2 separate regions of the Homo sapiens genome follow, and region 2 is linked to region 1. A link is an interaction called in ENCODE POLR2A ChIA-PET data of the cell type or tissue named here. Cell type or tissue: A673. All regions are shown on one strand. Each heading gives the region's core, and the rest is flanking DNA. Links, peaks and the distances in the headings are about the cores only.

Region 1 (8,634 bases), core at 189-8,188:
GCGCGGCATGTGCGAGTTCAGTTTCAAGTTACTTGCCAATATAACCCGTGCACTTCAGAAATTGCGGTGAAACTGGGTATTGTGTAGTGTGTAGTGTGCTCTGTAACGAATGAACCTGAAGAACTCAAACCCTGACAGGGCAATCTAACTATTCCTACTTGACTTACGAGAAAGAGAAGCCTAGACGTGAAGTTGATATATATTTTTTTCTCTTTTGTGATAACTTAAATGACCAAAGAATATCCTTGCCATTTTTTTTGTGTTATGCTAGAGCAAATGGCTTGAATTTAATTGAGATTAAAGTAAAAACTTTACTGGAATTATTGTGAAAGTGAAAAAAGACCCTTTTATGGATGCTGTCATCAATACAGAGCACTCAACATGTTTTGTCGGTGAGAGGTTTTAAAAATCTTGCTGCAGAGAGATGTATCAAAATTTTAAAAGCCTCTGCTTCCCCTAGGTAGTATGACAGAGAAAATAGAAACAAGCACTGAGGGCATCTTTAAATCTTGAGCTCAGAGCTTGTCCAGTGCTTCTTGATGAGGTTGAAGAAAACAGTTGGAAAAAGGTAAGGAGTTTTAAGCTTAGCTTGATATGTTGTGTAATTTTGGGGTTGAAATTACTGTAATTTTTTTCCCTCCAGTAACCTCATTTTCAGATTTTCCTCCATTACAGGAAAATCATAAAAAGTGATATTTTTACTTAAAGTGTTTTCTAAAATAATGTCCTTTGGCTTTGGCTTGATGATCACTTGAAAATGGTTTATGCAAACATCTGGACCTGGGTTTTCTGGCAACCTTGACATTTTCTCTGTTCAGAATCTAAAGACATGAGTGACTCATTCAGTTACTGAGAAATCTTAGGCAAAGCTAATTCCAGTATTGTAATATCTATCCTTAGTCCTCAATGAGAGGCTGAAGTTCTGCTTTAAGCGTAAAGCATTTGATGAAAGGTCAAAGTGGCTGCTGGAGGGGAAGGCTGTTGGTACTCAACTGGGAGGTGGAACATTTTGCATTTAAGATTGCCTTTCTCAGATTTTCTGTACTGGATTTTCACTGCAGAAAGAAGGTATTCTTTAAGTGCTTGGACGGCCACTGAATCCTCAAGCAGATAGACATTCTAAGACCCCTCTGTAAGCTTAACCGTTATGTGTGTGACATTAGCCTTCGTATCTTACAGGGTAAAACTTAAGTGGCGAGGGGACTGAGGCACTGAGGCACGGAGAGATTAATTAGCTTGCCCAAGATCACACAGCTGCAAGCTGAGATTTGAACAGGTAGCCTTTGTAGCCCAGGCTCCCAGCCACTGAGTTGTCTTGCCTCTTAGGAATCTGTTGCCTACTGTTTAGGCTGCCATTTGCTTATGGAAAGATCTGATGTAAAATATAGAGCAGTGATCCTCAACCTTTTTGGTACCAGGGACTGGTTTCCTGGAAGACAGTTTTTCCACAGACAGGGGTGGGGATGGGGGGAGTCGGGGGTTTCGGGGGATGGTTTGGGGATGAAGCTGTTCCACCTCAGATCATCAGGCGTTAGATTCTCATAAGGACCATGCAGCCTAGATCCCTGGCATGCGCAGTTCACAATAAGGTTCGTGCTCCTATGAGAATCTAATGCTGCTGCTGATCTGACAGGAGGTGGAGCTCAGGCGGTAATGCTTGCTGACCTGCTATGCCACTCACCTCCTGCTGTGTGGCCTGGTTCCTAACAGGTCCATGGCCCTGGGGTTGGTTGCCCCCTGTATAGAGCATGTTGCTCTCTGGTACCTTAGCTTATGACTAAAGGAACTTTTATTTTGAAGCCATAATGAATATGGTCCTTTTTCTGAAACATTTACTGCTAGAGATTTATACCCTTCCCAGAATGTCTTTGAGCTCATTTCAGAGCTAAACATTATAATGAAAACCATTGTGTAGTCCAGCATCCAGAACTTGAGTTGATTCTTTTTTTTTTCACTGCTTCTAACTTATTCTTAATAATACCAAACATAGCAAAAGGAGGTTGCAATACATTTGTTTGGCAAGTTTGGGTATTGAATTCTTGAGTTTTAGTAGAGCCAAGCAGGTCGGTCACTATGTGTCATTTTTTGGTATCTAGTAGAACGGTTTATTTAGATAGGTATTGGGTTCCTCTAAATTGCCCATTTAGTTGGTTTCAGTTGATACGGAACCTTCACTAGGCTTTAGGTCTATCTTGTAAACAAGATATTTTTAAAGACCATCCTAGATTGAGAGCAATCTATTTGTTGTTTTTTTGGAGAGCGGGGGTTTGTTCTTTTTCTCTTCTCTCACAACTCTGGTGTTTTCCACCATTTGGCTGGACTCTGGGGCAAGAGTGGGCTGGCCGAGGGTGCTCCAGTTTCTCTCACCCCGGAACAGCTGCCTGCCTCTAAGATATTCTTTGGAAGTCTATCCTGAAGCACTCCGAAGCCTTGCTTCTGCTTCTGGGAGGAATTCCTTGGAGGACTAGAGGCAACAGGGGGCCTAATCTGTTGAAACTTGTGTGTATATTTCAGGGTTAATAAATCTCAGCTAAGAAAATTAATAAAAATTCCACTGTGAATGAGAGGTTGGTCAGAGACTAATGTCTTGAAAATGCTTTATGATAACTTGGAAGAATTTGAGCAGATGGAAAGGAGAAACTTTGTTAAGGTCTCCCTGAAATTAGTCATCACTTCTTACAAGCAGATTTCACAAGGTGCTTACTATCTATGGTGTGTATAATAGGGTTGTCTTATTAATTAGTCTGATGTTTGGATCTGGAGAAGTAAATTAATGAGTCAGGTTTTGTATAACAAATGATCACTTTTTAAGTAATTAGTGTAGCATATGACCGTAGAGATTAATATTAACTCTTAAAATATGGAAATTGAGACTCCGATGGAAAATGTGAAAGTGAAGTTAAAACTTTATCTTTTTGCCTATGTAACATTTATCAAGTGAGAAAGTGAGAATGCCTTTAAATAAGCATTTGATTGAAAGCCATTAGAAGGTGAGAACTTGTATACCTTTTTTTTTTTTTCTTTGGGATAGGGTTTTGCTCTGTCATCCAGGCTGGAGTGCAGTGATGGAATCACAGCTTACTGCAGTGGCCTTGAATTCTTGGGCCCAAGCCATTCTCCCACCTCAGCCTTCTGAGTAGCTGGGACTACAGGTGTGTATGCCACTGTGCCCAGCCAGTTTTAAAATTTTTATTTTGTGGAGACGGGGTCTTACTATGTTGACCAACTGGTTTCAAATTCTTGGCCTTAAGCTATTCTCCTGCCTCAGCCTTCCAAAGTGCTGGGATTATAGGTGTGATTCACTGCTCCCAGTTGCCTTTTGTGTTTTTTTTTTTTAACTTACTGTAATACACATACAGAAATGTGCTTACATACTTTACATCAGTAGTACTTAAGAGTCCAGCATAGTAGATGTTATTAATGAAAGTTGACTCATGGCAATACATATAACTAGGACTTTGATTCCCCAGTTTTTTTCTTGCTTTCATAAATCTGTAAATCTTACTTAAGAATGACATATAAGGAAAATATGATCTCCTTCCCCTTCCTTGAGTGCAGTCTATTTATAAACAATAGCACTTGGTGCTGGGGTTTGTTCACGTTTGTATGAGGGAGATTGTCTTATTTTCTGGGATATAATGCGGAGATCTGTGCTTTTTGGGAAGTGATGGAACGTTGATAGTGCATCCAGCATTTAGGAATGCAAGAACAAACATTAGAGCCTTTTGAGGATGGTGTCCTCTAACTCCTCTTCAGTCCAACAGCCCTGTGGGTCTCTTCCTGATCAGCATTTTTCACTAAGACCCAAACTTATTTCCTGTAAACCAACTGGGCCAGATACTCATGACTGTCTGTGGTCTGAAGATAGTAGTTTATGTTTTGTTTTTTGTTTTTTTTAAATTGAATTGGGTGTGTTGTTCCCAGATGAACACTGTTATCAGGGCCTAAACAAATATTTTTGTCAGGGAGATGTCACAATTGTATTATTGGAAGGGGATTTTCTCTCTTAGCTTTTAATTTGCATTAAGAGGTGTCTGGGCTGTGGGCAAAATAGTGGCTAAAATGACCACTTTTATTTGTTTTTGAGTCAGCTATTGCTTTTTGTGATAACTGAAAACTTTAGTCTTTTTTGAAGGACTGAAGTGTTGAGAGTTTCCTGGAATGAGTGGTTCACTAGCTGTTGCTGATCACCTGGTTTATTCTTAGCTTTTTTTGCATTCAGGAGTCTTAGTTTTCCCTTGTTCTCCAACTTCTGTAATCTTTAAGAAAATGAAAGGATATTTAGCAGCTCTGATGACCTGTATTTGCTGGATTGTAAAGGCCTTATTGCATTTTTTATCCCTTCTGTCTTGGTAAAAGTTCCTGATAGCAGCAGCTTTTATAAAAGTTTGAGCAGAACTAAGGCAAGGAGGAAGAACTCTAAAATAGTGATTTTTGCTTCTCAGTTGTTATTAGTAGGTTAATCAGGAGAGGAAGTAGGACATTTTAACTAAAATGGGTTTCTGTTTCAGTTATCAAGCCAAGCTGCTATTTTTAAGTTTGAAACCATTTTTAAATTCAGACAGGTTTGAGGATTAATTGTACTGAAATGGAGCTCACATCTAGTGCTTTAGTGAGTATAGCTAAATGTGCCTATAATAGGGAGGAAGTAAATCATTTGGTTTGATGAACTCTGTCACTTGAGGTCATATCATAGCTTTTCTGAAAGAGTGCCCTGTTTAAGGTAATTATATTTTATGCAGACAGGTGGATAGTAGGTATCTAGTATATATCTTTTTTTTTTTTGAGACGGAGTCTCACTATGTTGGCAGACTGGAGTGCAGTGGTGCAATCTCAGCTCACTGCAATCTCCACCTCCCGGGTTCAAGCGATTCTCCTGCCTCAGCCTCCCGAGTAGCTGGGATTACAGGCACAAGCCACCATGCCCAGCTAATTTTTGTATTTTTAGTAGAGACGGGGTTTCACCATGTTGGCCAGGATGGTCTCGATCTCCTGATCTCGTGATCTGCCCGCCTTGACCTCCCAACATGTTGGGATTACAGGCGTGAGCCTCTGCGCCTGGTTGGTATCTCTTAAATATCTTAATGTTAAATTTCTAAATCTAACATACTGTTTTCTAAAGAAGAGAAAGTACTTTAGTTTAAAACTGGACATACTCTACCATTTGCTGCCTCTATCCAGGCTTTGTAACCTCTTTGCTGTTGACATTTTGGGCCAGAGAATTCTTTCGTGTTAAGGGCTGTCCTGTGCGTTGTAGGGTGTCTAGCAGCATCCTTGCTGTCTACCCGATATCTGCCAACATCACTGTTCTCTCTCTGTACCCCTAGTTGTAGGAACCAACAATGTCTCCAGACACTGCTCTCAATATCCTCTGGGAGTGGGAATCATCCCTGTTGAAACTGTGTTGGCTGTGGCCTCTTCTTTATACCCAGTACATGTCGTTAGCACTTCTGTGTTTTAGGAAGGATTGATCAAAAGGCCGAAGCTCAAAAAGCCAATTAGCATTTTTTGATGGGTGAACTCTATTCTTTCTCAGGATGCCTGAAATTCACTTACACATTTAGGATTCTAGATTGTAGTATGTTACAAAAAATTTCAAGGATAGATTATGTTCATAGGTAAGTTGAAGGAAAAAATGGAAGATTCTTATAATGGAACGTAAAAAAATTCTTTTCCAATTGGACGTGTGTATTCTGAGAAAAACATTAGGGTCAGGTCATTGTAAATAGATCATCTTTTACTTTCTTCCAGCTGAATTACAGGTTGGCACTTATCCAGATTTATTCCTCTTAGCATAGGAAGATAAGATATATTGATTAATAAGGTAGTATAAAAATTGTCTGCAAAAATGTTTTGAAATGTCTGCAGTTTTCTCAGGCAGACTGTTTACTTTTCAGTGTATTGTTTTTATTTCTGTTAATTTTGATGATTCTGGTTACAACATTTTAAATATCTTCTTGAGATGAGAAAAAGCAGGGAAAGAAACTGGAAAATAAGGAGAGTGGATAGAGACTTTCCTCCTGATCATTTCATTTTGTCCTCTAAATAGCATTTTTTACGAAAGTGGGGTGGAGGTGGGAGGTTAGGGAAAGAATGAAGTTCTTGACAAATAATCTTCCTTCTTTTGTCTCCAAGGCCTCTGGTTTTGAACTCTGCTGAGTCAGCTAACTATGAGTGAAATCTGTCTGCCACCTGTCTTTATAGGGCCATGTGCTAAGAATGGTTTTTACATTTTTAAGTGGTTTAATAATGTTTCATGACATAGCCATGGTCATTCATCTACCAATTGTCTCTGACCACTTTCACACAACAGTGGCATAGTTTAGTAGTTAAGACAGAAACTGGCTCACAAAACCTAAAATATTTACTCTCTGGCCCTTTTCAGAGTTTGCCAATCCCTAGTTTAAACTATATTTCTCTATTGTTAATATTGGAGGCAAATAGTATTGTTAGATCTGTTAAAGTAGATGTGAGTTAATTAAAGACAAACAAAATTCTCGTAAATTGGTTATTAGATAAGCATTGGTCAAACTTTGTGTTTTTAGAGAGTGGTTTAAAACTTGTGTTATCTACATGTTTCATAGATTTCCAGGTATCCTTGGGGAACTTTGATGCTAGAGCATCGACATGCTTGATGAGTTTGTTTCTCTTCTTTCACCTGAAGGTTTTGCACTGTAGGACTGCTCTGGGAAGGAAGGTTCTGGGCCATGAACTAGGCAAAATTGATCCATAGCTTCAAGACTGAAAACCATGACTTTATGACTTTTTGGATCTGCTGTAATTCACAGATGGGCTTAATTCTGAGCCCAGTCTGATTGCTTGGGTTAGTTAGTCCTGAGAAGGGAGAGCTCAGGTATAGGTATCTTCTTCATAAGCTGTAAATAGAAGATGGAACTCAGCCGGTCTCTGGGATCCTGAGCGTTGCTCAGCTTGGAGGCAGGGTACTTTCAGGTTGTCAGCAGAGGTACTGGCCTGCTCTTCTGCTTATCAAAGAGCAGTTCTTGCTAATTTTCATCATTTTCTTCACTTTTAAAGATTATATGTCACTTTCTTTGCTGTGTTGCTGTGACACAGGCTAACACCCCATTTGTGTCCTCACAGATTTTAGTATCATCTTTAAATTGCAGTATACTGAGTCCGAACAAAATGGGGGTAATGCGTCTCATCGAGTAGTATTAAGGTTAGTGTTAAGTAGAGTTTTTTAAGTATTTGTTTTTTTGCATTTAAAAATGTATGCATTTGTGTATTTTTCACATGTAAATGGATTTACCACTGGCCTCCTTTGCAGGTGGTGCCTTTGGAAGTCCAGAGAAATTAAATGCTTTTTCCAAGAGCAGAGAAGACTCTAAATTTGACCCTGTCCTATGTTCTTGCTGGTGCACTTCATTGGCTTCAGTGAGGAGTCCGGAGAGCTGGGACTTTACCAATGATTTTTTTTTTCTTTTAAACATGTAAAAGGTATAAATGCACATAGAAATAATTCAAATGACATAGAAAGGTACACATTGACAATAGAATCCCTCTCCCTTTTTTCCCCATCTTTAGTCCACTCTTCTCTGAGTCCCACTTCTGACCATTTCTTTATGTTCCATGTGTGGTTCCTTCTTTAAATATATGCATATACCTCTGTTTTGATTTTTGTTTCAATTTTGAGCTATTGTTTCCCTTTATAAGAGATGAAGAATTTAACTCAATACCCCCTACTCTTCCCAGTTTTTAAAAAAGTTTTGTATTCAATTTCTGTTTGATATACATTAACAGCTTTCAATGATGTAATTGCATTTGTTTTCTTGATTCATCAACTTTAGGCCTAAAGTGACTCCCCACTCTGTCAGTCAAGGAATTTGGTACTTCTCAGCCTTCTCCCACTCAATTTCTCTTCCTTCTCATTTCTCACCCTCCCTCAGCCATCAGTTTTTTTACATCAACATACCTTATATCATCTACATTTCATTCTGTGACTGAATGTGTTATGTACTCTGACTATAGGTTGGTTACAAAAATTGAAAACCAGTAAACAAGGATACGGAATTTTAGGTAGGAGGAATAAGTTCAAGAGATCTATTGTACAACATACTGATTATAATTAATAATAAAGCATGTAGTTTTGAAAATTGCAAAGAGTAGATTTTAAGTGTTCTCACCACAAAAAAGAATAAATAAGTGATGTAATGCATATGTTAATTAGCTTGATTTAGCATTCTACAATGTATGCATTTTTCAAAATGATATACTTGATAAATATATACAATTTTTATTTGTCAGTTAGAGCTCGTTTGGAGGTTCCAGCAGGGGAGTGCAGCTCCTTGTATACCCTTGACCGAAGACCCGTCCTCCATCAGGGATGGTCATCCTCTACGACTGAGCATGCAGCTTCAGGAGGGGCTCACATAGAGTGGTGAGGGAGGAAGGGGACACCCGCCTAGCCAGCCAGATCAGCCGAATCAACCCTGGCGATCAATGGGGTGACAGATTTCGCAGCCAGATCGCCCTCACATCCTATTTGTCAGTTAAAGAAATAAAAAATGTTAAAAAAAAGAAAACCAGTACATAGTGTTTTCAATTTTATGATATTAAATACCATGCAGTATATGTCAGGTAGTTTGGCTTCATAAGAAGGAGGGATAATCTTGA
Region 2 (9,666 bases), core at 673-8,672, 83 kb before region 1:
TCTCCTTAATGGGGTGAAGGTGAAGCCCCATGATATTAGTGCCCTTATAAGAAGAGAGACACCATAGATTCATCTCTCCACCATGCAAGGATACAGCAAAAGGCAAGTCAGGAAGAGGGCCTGACCAGGAGCTGACTTGACCAGCACCTTGATTTTGGACTTTGTTCATAGCCACCAGAACTGTGAGAAATAAATATCTGCTGTTTAAGCCACCCGGTCTATGATATTCCTTTTTTTCTCTCTTTTGAGACAGAGTCTCACTCTGTTGCCCAGGCTGGAATGCAGTGGCGTGATCTTGGCTCACTGTAACTTCTGCCTCCCAGGTTCAAGGGATTCTCAGCCTCCCAAGTAGCTGGGATTACAGGTGTGTCCCACCACACCCAGCTAAGTTTTGTATTTTTAGTAGAGGCAGGGTTTCACCATGTTGGCCAGGCTGGTCTTGAACTCCTGACCTGAAGTGATCCTCCTGCCTCGGCCTCCCAAAGTGCTGGGATTACAAGCGTGAGCCACTGTGCCTGGCCATTCTATGATATTCTATTATAGCAGCCAGAGCAGACTAACTCTTAATACAACTAAGGAGATAAATGAAAACAATAAAAAATTAAATAGGTTAATAAATTATCTTAAAAAAACAAAGGAGAAGAGAAGAAAAAGAGAACAAAGAAGCAATGGGGAAAATAGAAAACAAATAAGATAATGAATGTAAACCTAACCGTACCAACAATCACATTAATTGCAAATCACCTAAATACTCCAATTAAAAGACAAACATTGTTGGACCCAAGTAAATTCCACCCACAAGAAACTTACTTTAAATATAAAGACACACATAGATTAAATTTAAAAGGATGAAAAAAGGCATGCCAAGATACCAGCTACTATGTTACTACTATATCATAAAGTGAAATAGATTCCTAAACAGCGAAGTGCTATAATGGATAAAGAAAATTATTTCTTAATTATAAAGGGGTCAGTTTATTAAGATGATACATAAATTCTAAACAGTAATTCACCTAATAACAGAGCATCAAAATACATGAAGCAACTGATAGAACTTCAAGGTGAAATAGAAAAATCTACATTGTCATGGGGATTTCAACACCCCTCTCTCAGTAATTGATAAAACAAGATGACAAAATTTAGGAAGTATTCAGAAGATTCGAAAACCAGTTTTAACCCATTGACCTGACTGACATTTGTAGAACAGCAGAATACAAATTTCACATTATTTTCAAATGCACACTGGACATGTAGATCATATTCTGGGCCATAAAATAAGTCTTAATAAAGTTATAAAGGATTCAAGTCATAAGAAGTATGTTCTCCAGAGCCAGTGTAATTGAATTAGAAAAAAATGACAGAAGTATTTCTGGAAAATCCCCAAATATTTAGAGATTGAATAAGATACTTCTGAATAATCTGTGGATCAAAGAAAAAATCAAAAGAGAAATTAGGAAACATTTGAACTAATAAAAAAGAAAAAAATACATTTTAATTTTTGCAATGCCACTAGAGCAGTACTGGTGGGGAAATTTCATCACTAAACATCTACTTTATAAAAAAGGAAAGTTCTCAAATCAATGATCTTAAGTTCTACCTGAAAAAATCTAGAAAGATAAGAGCAGCTAAAACTCAAAGTAAGAAGAACAAATGAAATAATAGTGATCAGAGCAGGAATCAATGAGATAGAAAACAAAAATACAATAGAAAAAATTTACCAAGATTATAAGCCTGTTCTTAGACAAGCTCAATAAAACTGATAAACCTCTAACCTGAATAATCAAGATAAAAAGAGAGTTATCAGTGAGTACCAACTACCAACATCAGAAATAAAAGAGGTGGTATGATTACAAATTCTACAAATGTTAAAATATAATAAGAGAATATTATAAACAACTGTATGCTGATAAATCTAAAAACTTAGCTAAGATAGGTAAATTTCTTGAAAGACAACATATTCCTTCACAGAAGAAGAAATGAATAACCTATATAGTCATATATTTGTAGATTTAATAATTAAAAGTCCCCCCTCCCTGACAATCCCCTTTCCCAAATTTTTGTGTCTAGATGGCTTTACTGGTGAATTCTACAAACTGTTGGAAGAAACAGTACCAATTCTATAAAAGTTCTTCCAGAAAACTGAAAAGACAGTAATAGTTCCCAACTCATTCTATGCTGCCAGAATGTTATTCTGATACCATAACCAAAGACATTGAAAGAAACTACTAATCCAGATTCCTCATGAACATAGATGCAAAAATTCTAAACAGAAGTTTAGTGAATCAAATCCAATAGTAGATAAAAAGAATAATATGTCACGATCAAGTGATGTTTATCCCAAGAATGCAAGCTTGGTTAAAGCATTCAAAAGTCAAGTCATGAACCCTTTCAATGAACCTATTCTGTGTTGTTTCAATAGATGTGGAAAAATTATTTGACAAAATCAAGTATCCCTGATTTTTAAAAAAATTCTCATCAAACAAGGAGTAAAATGGAGCCTATCAAAAAGGCACAGTTAAGAGTGAAAGACTGAATGCTTTCCCCTCAAGATCAGAAACAAAATATAGATTTCTGGTTTTGCCACTCATATTCTATTCAACATCATATTGGAGGTCCTAGCTAGTATACTAAGACAAAAAAAAAAAAAAAGAGTGCCTATGATATGGTTCCATTTACATAAAGTTCTGGAAAATGCAAACTAATCCATAGTGACAGAAAGCAGATTAGTGATTGACTAGGATTCTGCCTGAGACCGTGATAGGAAGGAAGGAAGGAAGGAAGGAAGGAAGGAAGGATTACAAACGGGCATGATAAAATTTTGGGAGGTGATGGACTTGACAGGTTCATTAACTTGACTTTGGTGTTGATGACAGATGACATACAGTTGACCAGCCATATCCATGGGATTGAAATAAAATGGCTCCATGGATTCAACCAACCAGGGATCGAAAATATTTAGGAAAAAAACAATAAAAAAAATACAACAGTAAAAATAATACAAATCAAAACCTGTACAGTATGACAACTATTTTCATAGCATTTACATTGTATTGGGTATTATAAGTAGTCTAGAGACAATTTAAAGTACGTTGACCCTTGAACAACATGGGTTTGAAGTGCATGGGTCTGCTTACATGTCAATTTTTTTCGACTAAACTTGAATCAGAAATACAGTATTCACAGAATGAGAAACCCTTGTACATATGGGAGACCGACTTTTCCTTTATGTGAGTTCCAAAAGCCTCACTGTGGGACATGAGTGAATAGATTTTGGTACCCTCGTGGGGGCCTGGAACCAATCCCAGGCAGATACCAAGGAACATCTGTATGTCAAAATTATCAGATTGTATGCTTAAAATATATATAGTTTTTGTGTGTCAATTATACCTCAGTCAAGCTGTTAAAAAATAAAGGGATGGATAAAGGGGAGAAAATGAGAAAGGGTTATAAATCCAAGGATCAGGGCATGGGGTAAACTACTTACAGTCTGGATTAGGAAACATAGAAACGAATTTATTAATTAATGTGCCAGATTGTGTCTAGTGTCTAAGTAATTTTCTAATAGGAAGTTAGGTATATAGGGTTGAAAATTATCTTTTTCTAGTCATCAGGGTGCCATTTAGTGGCTTCCTAGAAAACCAGCTATAATTGTAGTAATGCACTAATTGCCCATAGAGGAGCCAGTGACTCCCAGGGGACTCAGCACATCTCTCAAGACTTGGAGCATCTGCTGCTCAGCCAGAGGTCTCAGCAGCACGCAGAGGGAGTGACATGAAATCCTCAACGGCTTGTCCTAGTGAACCTGTACTAACTCAAAAATGTTAACTGGTTTCCCGAGTCTCTCACTGTGTATCCTGGGCCATCTCTAAGGCTGCCTACTAAGCAGAATTAGCCCAGCCATGGTAAAGGAGGTGGCCACAGCAGTCCTTCCTGCCCAACATTTATGGACCCCTGCACTGTTCTGACCACTGAGCTCCTTCCAGGGGAGCTGGATTTGGGGCTGTGGATAACAAGCTTGGTCCTGACTTCTGAGGCAGAATGGATTCATTATCACAGCTAGCTCTGGGCACTTTGGTAGCCTTTTCCTACCAAATTATTTCTTGAGGTTAAAATATGCAAATAAGTACCGAGCTTATCTCCTTATCCCAATATATCTTAACCATTAAGCTTGACTTTGTGGCTGTTTATGTATGCATGCATTTTAGATATCATCTACTTCAGTCTTTCCACAAGTCAGACACTGTTTTCAGCAACAGGCATATTAACACACTTAATCCATATAAGAACCCTGTGGGTAGGTAGTAGCATTATCCTCATTTAAAGATGAGAAACTGGGGTGCAGCAGAGGTTAAATAACTAGTCTAAGGTTTCAGAGTTAGTAATAAACGATGGGGCCAGAATGTGAATGCAGGCATTTTAACGCAAGAGTCCACACTCAATTGATCATAATACTAATGAAACTGAGTGAGGGTGAGGAAATAATTGGCCATGAGCCAATCTACTTTGCCCACTGAAAAACATTCTGTTTGGTGGTCACAGACTTCTTAAAATGTTTACTTATTGGTGACAAGCAGTATCAAGCAAAAGAAACAGAATGGCTCATTGTAAAGCTATCCTGATGACTAGAAAAACAGCCCCCAGCTCAATGTCAGCATTGTCATCGTCACCCAGTGGGCCTGGGTTTTCTTCCCTGTCATCTCTGCCCAAACTTTGCTCCTGTGAGGAGCGGGAGCCACAGGGTTAGTGGGAAAGGCCGGTTGTCCTGCATCAGCCAGTGGAGAATTGTTGCCATTGTCCTAAGCTGTCAGAGAAAAGGCCCCCGCTGAGCTTTGTTCTGTGACACTTTGCCAGGAAAAGACACAGGAATCAGATTTTAGATCAAAATAAGGAAGAGCTAGAGGGAAACACTCCAATATTTCAACAGCAGGTATCTCTAGTTGGTAGTATTATGGATATTCTGAATGTTTCCCTTTATTCATCTGTATTTTCTACCGAAAACCTAAGTTAACATTATAACCTTTAAAGTGATAAATGGTGTAAAGACATAAGTAAGCATTTTCTGCCAGAGCTACCAAAGGATTGACTAGGCTGCAAAACTTAATAATGGGACTTAGGAAATGCACATACGCACACAAACTGTTCAGCTGGAAGGGATGAAGTTTGAATGAACCCCATCAGAGGAAATGACATTCCTTTAATAGGAGATAATCAAGCGTACGTCTAATGATTTCTTGATGGAAGTACAGTAGAGAAGATTCAAGCATCTGTCAGAGAGTCAGCCTAGGACACTGCTACTCAAAATGTGGTCTGTGAACTGGCAGTGTAGGTATCTCCTTGGAGCTTGTTTGAAATATAGAATTTCTTGCCCTCACCCCAGGCCACAAGAATCACCTGTAGATTTAAGTATTTGGCCTAGTTCAAACGTGGGGGCTTCTTATACAGTAGTGCTAGGTCCAGAGCAGGTTTAAGAACTGAATAAACTTAGAATCTCCAGCTAGCAAGGGCTCCGGAAGGTCATCCTTGGGCCGGATGACCTTCCAGAGTCCTTGCCAGCTGGAGATTCTAAGTTTCTCAGCCCCCGGCAAGCCATTCACCACAAGGCCAGTCACGTGTTCCTTCTACCCTGGATGTAAAAATTCTGCCAGCCTGGCTACCTGGGGCATCCTTCCCTCTTGGAGCATATTTCATGGCTTTGACTCTCACCCAGATGGGACTTTCATCTGAGCATTCAAAGTATCTTCTCAACCTGCCCTGCCTCTGTCTTTGCCAGTGTTTCACTCATGGGCCCACTGATGGCCTACCTTTGCAGGTTTACTTCTGCCTCAGTTCCATCTTAAGCCAATTCTGTTGGAATGGGAGGGAGAGCTACAACCTTAAGCCCCAGGGTGTGCAGCAGGTTTAGTTAAGCCCCATACCCAGTTCACAGTACAGGAGCGTAGTCACCCCGTGGTTCAGTAGAGGGCCGTGTGGGTGATCTATGAATACTCGTGTTGTGCCTTAAAGTGCAGCAAGTGCTAACCTTCCTCGTCTTATATTGACCATGTGACTCTTCTTGTCTCCTATCCTGGGGTCTGATTAATTCATCTTCATTGTATACTTTAGAATCTTTCTAGAACCCAGGGGAAAGGAACTAGTTATATTTGAGCACCTATCCTGTGCTTGGGACTTTGCTTTGTCGTATTTGGTCTTCACCATCACAACAAGAGGAAGTTTATAATGATCTATTTTACAGAAAAGAAAATCAAGGCCCAGAAAGAGTAAGTAACATACTCAATGTTGTACAAACAGTAAGAGGCAGAAATTTGACCCCAGAGTCCTCTGATCCCAAATTTCTCTGTTGATTCCATCATCCCACATAGCCTCCTAAACATTGCCAGTTGGCAGCAGGATGGCCCAGTGACCTGTCAGTTCTTGTCAGTCTGGCTCCATGGAACTGGAGAAGCTTGTGTAACAAAATGGAGATATTTGGCTTGTGTAACAAAATTCTGACATTCTGTCAGAATTCCAAGGTTTGTGAAAAACAAAGCAATGTGGTGGGGCTACAGAGTCATATATCAGATCACAGGCTTCAGAGAGCTACATGACAGAGCCGCTCTAGAGAAGGAGAGGGGAAATGGTTGGAGAAAAGGAAGCTGGCAGGTGGCCACACCCTCCTTGGAAATTGTCATCGGTCTCCCCCGCCGTATTGGAAGCTCCAGAAAGACAGGGATTATGTATGTCTTGTTCACTACCATATCTATTGCAATTAGAATAGTAATTAAAACATAGTGGGTACTCAATAAATGAATGGATGTGACCAACCCCTGCCCTTTGACCCCACAAATATTCAATAAAACTGCAAAAGTTATAATATACTCTGTGTGACTGAGTTTCTTGTAAAAATTGATGAGGGATGGGGTATTGCACCTGGGTTAGTTCTGTGGGAACCTAAAATGCATACATAGATACAGTAGAGACAGAGAAAACCATAAAAAATAAGTCTGGAAATGTGTGCTAACTATGGTGTGGGTCTTCAAGTCTCTACTTAGGAGCTTACGGATATGAAGAAAGTTTTTCTACATCTCAGAGAGTGGGAAAGCCTGCAAGTGACTCCTGGAAGACCTCGAATAGACATGTACTCCAGGCAACAACTACCTTCTTATCTTTTAAACACCAACCAACATGCTTGCCCTGCATGCTTATCGGACCAATGCCAAGAGTTATCAAAATGAGGAGAGGAACTATGTTTCCTCTTGGGCATTAGACTTCAGCTTCCCTGCTACACCACTGGCATTCATTCTCCAGAAGGACTAGTTTAGCCCAGTTGCTGCTTAACTCTTGTACTCTCATCCATTTTGTCCCTAGTGATACCTGATGTTTTGAATCCAAAGAATCCAGGACTTTGACAAGGACCCTCATTCTTCTCTGGCTTTTGCATTAGCTGTACCAGGCCTGACTGATGGTCTGACTGTCCCATCCTTTGCTGCCCATAAACTGGTATTAGAAAGCACCTCAAGTTCTCAGGGACATAGGCTGCAGGTCTCTGCTCACTTCTCATGACATAATCATTGCTATATCAAGCATGCTCTTCCCCAGGCTTGAGACCTGCCCAAGGCTGGTGCTTCCCTTTCAAATCCTTCACACTTCTTGTGCACACAGATAGCATGTGCTCAGTAAGTGTGGCAGATCAAGGAGGAGTTGGATTACTCTAATTTTAAAAGTCCTGTAGGGCAACAGTTATTTTCATATAACTTGTTATCACGTAGGGGGATCCTGAAGACAGGGGTGAAAGGTCTAACATTCCTTAGTTATGACTCTGCATAAATTTTGTGTGATCATATTTTCTTCTGAACCAAAGATTCCACATTCATTTAAATTCAGTGAGATCTCAGCAAAGAGAAAAAAAGAGTTACAGGGACATACTCCAGAGAAGACTCAAAATATAGCCCATGACTTTGTAAAAGGAAAAAGAAGTCATTATCATTTTTTTCTTATGTGCTGTATAATAGGTCCACACCGATGATAAACTATAGCAGTGTTAATGAGATTAGATGTAAATGATAACTATTATGGATCATTATTATGGTTATTGTGATTTACATGGTTCTATTCTTGATGTATTCAGTAATGTCTAGCGATTAAGAGATTGAAACTAGATCTCAAACATAAGGCTTTGGGTATTGAGAAAAAATCACATGCAGGAAGGCATTAAGGAGCAACTGGGGTTTTAAGCTGTAGAATTGACACATAAATGGATGTGGATTCCAGGAAGAGTGGCAATGCGGCAGAGGGTCTTAGTGATGAGAAACGGTACAGTGCATTGCACACTGCTTTCCCCATTTCAGGGATAGAAAGGGAGGGTTCTTATCCTCAACCTCTGTTGTCCTCTGCCTCTTAATTGACCTCCTGCCTTTAACCTCATACTGCCTCTTTTCATAAGGTCTGTCCTGTGACCACCTTGAAATGCTATCTCCTCCCAATTTACTTTTTCCTTCCTGAATCATACCCCTCCCACATCCCATATCCTGCTGGCTCTTTTCCTTTCTCCTATCCTTTAAATACAGCCCTCTGCACGTTTCTATTCTCATCCGTCTGTTCTTTTCACTCTACACCTTTCCTCAGAGACCTTATTCACTACTAAGGGGTCAATTACCACTTTCAAATCTTTATTTCCTCCCCTAACTTCTCTTTCCAAGCAAGGGCACACATTGCCTACTTGATTTCCTACTTAATTTCCACAGATTTTGGCACTTGAAGTTCAAGATGCTTCAAGTTGAATTCTGTCCAAATTAGTTCCTTTTCCAGAAGTCTCTCTTTCTAAGCAAGGCACCACTGTTCTCTCCATTCTCAGCTGTCCTTCGCTCTCCATATCTGATCAGTCCTCATGTAATCTGCCTTTGACCTTCAGAGTTCTCTCATCTATCCCATATTTCCATGCTTATTGCCATTGCCTGAGTTTAGACTGTTATCCTCCTTTATTTGGACAATGAAAATAGCTGCCTAATTGATCTCCCTGCCTTTAATCTCATACTGCCTCTTTTCATAAGATCTGCTCTCAAGTGAGCTTTTCTTTACTACTGCTGGGATTGTCTCATTCCCTTACTCAAAACTCTTATGTCTCCTCATTACCCATTGACTAAAAAAACTTACACACTCATTCATTGAACAAGTATTTATTGAGCACCTACTATGTGCCCTGCATTCACTCAGTGCCAGGGTTTCAGCAGTGAACCAGACAGAAAAGATTCCTGTTTTCATTTGTCTTCTAGTAAGAAGATAGTAAACAGGTAAACAAACAAACAAGATAATTTAATGCTATGAAAAGAAATGAAATGTATGAATGCGCTAGAGGGTAAGCTGCAAAGGAGAGGTGGCACTGCTTTAACAGGTTGATCAAGCTAGACCTCTAGAAGAAATAACTTTGATTAAAGACTTGAACAATGAGAAGGTTATACAGAGATCTGGGGGAAGAGCAGAAGAGCACTCCACATAGAGAGAACAGCACCTACAAATGCTCTGAGGAGGGAAGGTGAATCATTTGTCATTCTTGCCCCTGTACTGTGTTTACCCAAGCTAGCATTTCAGTTTAATCTCCGACAAGTCCTCCACACAATACTCAGGTTCCAGCCAAGTTATTCTGCTTGTTGTTGTCCAAACATAGCTTTGCATTCCCGACCCCATTTTTTC

What was found. Peaks named below come from ENCODE experiments on the same cell type or tissue, not always from the same donor. Only the 100,000 strongest peaks of a DNase experiment are listed, where the experiment ranks them.
Region 2: POLR2A ChIA-PET joins it to region 1 with 10 read pairs; 2 of 35 experiments call an interaction of 5 or more read pairs at or near these places.

The regions. Positions count from the first base shown.
Region 1 is chr5:109,691,335-109,699,968 of GRCh38, forward strand. The region is part of intron 1 of MAN2A1 (mannosidase alpha class 2A member 1); the gene reads left to right. It also overlaps the pseudogene RN7SKP230. Among named protein-coding and RNA genes, the nearest start is that of MAN2A1-DT, 4.6 kb to the left of the region's middle. In A673, for the core only: no CTCF peak of the experiment used is centred there; no DNase peak of the experiment used is centred there; H3K4me3 peaks cover 4,877 bases; H3K27ac peaks cover 4,660 bases.
Region 2 is chr5:109,607,993-109,617,658 of GRCh38, forward strand. No RefSeq gene overlaps it. Among named protein-coding and RNA genes, the nearest start is that of MAN2A1, 77 kb to the right of the region's middle. In A673, for the core only: no CTCF peak of the experiment used is centred there; DNase peaks (open chromatin) are centred at 2,769, 3,269, 3,699 and 4,629; H3K27ac peaks cover 6,137 bases.